Linked DNA regions of Homo sapiens: region 2 is linked to region 1. Evidence: chromatin loops called from intact Hi-C (ENCODE). Cell type or tissue: A673. All regions are shown on one strand.

The links. Hi-C counts contacts between places; a loop is a spot of excess contacts. Peaks named below come from ENCODE experiments on the same cell type or tissue, not always from the same donor. Only the 100,000 strongest peaks of a DNase experiment are listed, where the experiment ranks them.
Region 2: a loop joins it to region 1, with 3 times the contacts of the local background. A loop is called at or near these places in 4 of 110 quality-filtered maps.

Annotation. Positions count from the first base shown.
Region 1 is chr3:115,765,713-115,768,212 of GRCh38, forward strand. No RefSeq gene overlaps it. Among named protein-coding and RNA genes, the nearest start is that of SNORD155, 140 kb to the right of the region's middle. In A673, no CTCF peak of the experiment used is centred here; DNase peaks (open chromatin) are centred at 1,289 and 1,369; H3K4me3 peaks cover 1,017 bases; H3K27ac peaks cover 886 bases.
Region 2 is chr3:115,712,370-115,714,869 of GRCh38, forward strand. All of the region lies in intron 2 of GAP43 (growth associated protein 43), which reads left to right. Among named protein-coding and RNA genes, the nearest start is that of GAP43, 90 kb to the left of the region's middle. RefSeq lists enhancers at 656-1,156, 1,157-1,657. In A673, no CTCF peak of the experiment used is centred here; DNase peaks (open chromatin) are centred at 92 and 1,072; H3K4me3 peaks cover 466 bases; H3K27ac peaks cover 632 bases.

The DNA of each region.
Region 1 (2,500 bases):
TACAGAGAGATATTCAGTGGGCTAGTCTACTCTGCTTGCAGGTAGAGTCCAGAACTCATCATTTCAAACATATATTTTAAAGCCCGTACTTTAGGATATAAGAGTCTTTTCTTCTTTCATTTCTTTCTAAGCACAAGTATGTATTTATATTTATGTGGAAGTGTGTGTGTATGTGTGTGTGCGTGCACTTACATATACATGCATATACTTACACAGACACATGTTCCCCCCTCCCCTTTTCTCATAACAATGTTGAAGGTAGTGTGGTGGAGTGGGGGCGAATGCCACGGCACTCACATATTTATTCGTGTCATGAAAATACTCATCTGACTGCCTACACACTCTCCAAGAGGGAAATGTTTATCAAAGCATTCACAGCTTGTGCATCGCTGCCATGAAATCTTCCTAATGCTCCCAGAATCATCCCAATTATCAGGTATTCATATGCCTTCTATGCTTCCCACAGATTGTTCTACAGGGGCATGTCTTGAGTGAGGTGGCATGTTTCTGTTCACCCTGCCTTTTAGAGACCCAGAGCCGTCCAGAAGTGAAAAGCATGTGGAAGGATGCACGTTCCTGATGAAGATCAGAGGAAACTCCCAAGGCCGCAGAGTGCCTTAGCTCTTGGGAAGGAAATACCCACACCAGGTGGTGCTTGTCAGCAAATAGATTTAGTTTTATATTTTATGAGAGTATTACTTCTGGGTCAGGTTTTCATTTTCATTCTGTGTAGGTGCATATTGTTAAATTCCATTTCCTATAGGCACAAAATGTATTACCTCTGTTTTACCATCCTCTAGATATGGAAAACCATGTAAAGGACTAAGACAACTTTTATTGTGGACACACTGAATGCAAACGTGCTCTTAGACTCTAGCAAGCAGAGAGGGAACAACAGGTTTAACTCCAAGTTCTAAGCTTATAACTGAAAAGCTGTCCTGCAGGGAAGGAGGCACACAAATCCAGCTCAGAGCTTCCAACCTTTCTCAGGGTTTGTTCTTGCAGAATACAATTGAAGAGTGATTTACATGGTAGTAAGATAAAAGAAGTATAAACAGCTCAGCTATGACTCAGCTCATCTTGACTCCTTCACACAGGGCACAAAAACAGTCAGATGCTTCAAAGTTAGAAGGACCAGAAAAGGAAAATCTGCAAAGGAAAGCCTTTGAAAAGAAATTTGGCAAAGGGCCTGATCTACAAAGCTGATTTTCCCTGGTATAAAATGTCCCCATAGCACAATGCTTTTTATTCTGGATGAAGTGGGCTATAGAGAGGGTGACAGATGACTCACCCACCCTGAAAATTAGAGCTCATGACTTGATATGTTCACGTTAACCGGAAGAGATAAAAAGATGGGAAAGGTAAGACCCTGTTAATTCACTGTAGGGATTTAGGGGGAGGATAGACGGGGCCAACATCTTGGTGAATCCTTTTTCTCACAGTAGTTACTTGTACTGTCATTGAGCACTGAGACTAAGGAGCAGGCAGATCAGAAAAGTGATTTCTCATCCCACTCTATTCAGCATTAATGGCACAAAATCCCATTAGTGCATTCTAGGGGTTCATTTCAAAACAGACAATGGCCTCTGAATCAGCCTGCCATGCATAATCATCCGGCAATAGGGAAATTACACAATCAAAAATTTATCAAAAGACCACGAAAGGCAGCTATGTGAGGTCATGCCCATTCCTTCTTTAGCAGGGAGGAGGAGACATCACTTTAAGACCAGCAAGATCGATTTTTGTTTCATAACCATAGCTGGATTCACATGATCAGTCCAGAAAAGATAAAACTCTTTTGAAGGAGAAAGTGAAAGGAAGGAGTCTTGTTATTATAATTATTTTATAAATAGGTGAAAATAATTTTATCCCCCTTAGGCATTCTTATGTTCTATATCAACTTTTTTAAAGAAAATTCTCCCACATTCCCTTTTATTATAATTGAAATTCAAGTCCTAGAGGGTTGTCCAGTGTCCTATCTTTAGCCTCTACTCTCTCCTAGCCTCTACTCTCTCCTAACCTTGGGACCTGCTTTCCCAATAGTTTGTCAGACTTTATCACATGGATTTTCTTCAAATCCATGTCTGGCATTAAAATATCGTCATGCTTATCCTTTCAGACACATTTATTGGTACATTTATATAGTTCTTTTTTGGTTTTAACATGCATTCACATGCATTATCTTGATTCCTACAACCAGGGTGTAGCCAATGTTATCAGTGGGATGACTCCCAAATCCTTCTCTCTGTTTTCTATTCTTACTACCATCACCCAGTTTAAAATTTTATTATACTGAACTATGGTCATTGCAGTTTTTATCCTGATCTTTGTGTCTTCAGTCATTCCCTTCTTCAAATTCTCCTGCTGCTAAAGCAATCTTATAATAGCAATGCTTTGTTTAACTCTCTTTTGCCTAAATGGTTTGAATTATTGGCTTAAATGAATGGATTCAATTATTTACTATTTAAAAATTAAAGCCCTTCTGCCTAGCATTTAAAGC
Region 2 (2,500 bases), 53 kb before region 1:
CATCTGTCTGGGAAAGAAGTTTTTTGGTGGGTAGTGGAAGAATTGCTTTTTTTCCTCTTGAGACTATTAAAACTTGGCAGCTAGAATTAGGTTGAGTGAATTTCTCAAATCCTTCATTTCCTGAAGGTTGGATTAAAATTCAGCAAATCTCAAACCCCATAAATTGGATTAAAATCTCGACAAACTACATTCTGCACTTTAGATTTTATAAAGCACTTTCAAATACCTCCCTTCAAACTCCAAACAACCCACGATAAGGTAGGGCACGCATTATTATTCATATTATGTGTATATTAGGAAACTGAGACAAAGAAAGGAAAAGCATCTTCTCTGAAGTCGTATGATTAGTTAGTGGCAAAGTCTAGGCTAGAATAGGAATCAGCCTGGTCTTAGGCCTAAACTTGAGGGAAAAAGTAGACATGTAGATGGCATATTGCAGATATCACTGAGACCCCATCATGCTGCCTCTGATTTTTCTTCTTGGTTACTCTTTGAAATCCTTTAGTGTATAGTGTTATTAGCAAAAAGGTTATTCTCTCTTTTAAGTGCTTGGAAAGTAAGGAAGAAATGGGGGCAGAGATGTTACTTGCATAATTCTCCTCACATCAAAATGAAATATACTGGCTCAGTGTTTTGAAAGGAACTTAAAATGTGAAACATGGTAATGAAACGAGCAAAATGTGGATCACAGTGACCACTGAAAGCCATGATCCAGGCTCCAGATGGACATCTGGTATATAGCTAAAGAAAAAGACTGTGTGAGCAACAAAAGGGCCATATGTGAGTTAGCTGCCAAAGATTTTTATTATTATTATTATTACTTTCCTTTGAGCTTTTGAGGTGATGATGCTTAATATTCAAGAAAGATGAAAATAAAAAGAGAGGAAGCAAACACCCAGCTCATTGGTGATTGGTAGAGTAATTGTGGGCATGGCCCCAGGATGATAGCAGCTTCTATTTAATCAATGTTGACAAGGCTGGGGAGAGCTGGGCAGGTCCCAAGAGGTAATGTTTTACTCGGAAATCCACTCAACCTAATTTCAGTAATGTAGGGCTGTGGAAGGGCCTGGACTGGAGCCAGAAAACAGGGCCATTAGAGCTCAGTGTAGGCAATGGCAGCTGGGAACATCGCCATCCCTCCAGCAGCATTGCAACCAGGCTGCCTGGCTGAGCGCACAAGCAGCCGCTGCTGCATATGCTCCTGGTATTTGCTCACCAACAGAATGCATCGACATGCTATTCTCATCCTTTCAAGGAAATGAATGGAATGCATAAAGGCAAGAACTGCTTCCAAACTCTATTTTAGCAAGAATCAGAGAGCAAGTTTGGCATACATCTTTCAAGGACCACTGTGAAATTGTCCACTTAATCCCCTGAATCCTTTAAGGCTACCATTACATTGTTGTAAATACATGCAGAGATAACTTAGATCTTTATTGCTGTCTTAGTGTGGTTTTGATCTTTCTTAGGAATTGTGGTTGTGGATCAAGAATATGGAAACTACTATGGTTTTTCCTTTTTCAAAACTTCTGAGATTCATTCAAATTAGTCAGCTTTGCAAATCCAAGAGAAGTGACCCAGGACGAATTACGCTCCTTAGGGCTGAGTGCTTCTTATCTAGCTGTTCTTTCCTTTACCATTCTTTCTCCAATAAACAACACATTATTACAGTAATTTGCTAGCATATAAATTCCAATAACTTAGAGGTTTTTGCTTTGTGTTTTCATGGCTGTGTCACCACTGCTATACTTGCAGTTCGTGGAACAGTGTATGGACATAGTAAGACATAATTTCTTTCACTGGATGAATAAATGAATGAATGAAAACATTTTCTTTCTTCCCTTTTGAAGGATCCTTGAGCTATCATGCATCAAGAATATATGAATTTACTTTCTATGATGTTAACTTTCTCTTTTTAAGTTAACACAGAAATGACAAAATTCATGGAGGCTGCCAGTGAACGTGGTGGTAATCTCTAAGCTGTCTTTGGGCTTGGAAGAGCAATGTTTTTGTCAAGGCTAAAATGCCATGGCATGGGCAGGTTACAGCTTTCTATCAGATTCTAACATTATCTGTCCAAATGACTGAATATAATTTTTGAGACTAAATCGTGGCACAGCAAGAGTATTTAATCAACTTCATTAAATAATTTAATCAAGTTTTTGAGCCTCTAGCTTAAGCCTCTCATATAAATAAGGTTATTTACTCCTGAAAATATGACTATGTTCCATTTGAAAAATTTGTGTCTTGAAAAAACTTTTTTCCCCTAAAAGGAAAAAAAGCCTAAACTACTAAAACTAAATTTAAAACTAAAACACATCATCGATTTTTGTTTATTGTTTTTTTTTTTTAGACACATTCGGTTTTATAATAGAACTGGATTTGGGGGATTGATTTTGCCCTGGTAAAGATGGATTTGGGGAGAAGCCATCACTAGGTAGATAATAGTAATAGTCTTAGGAAATTCATTCAATGGTCACTACATAGATACACGTGTGCG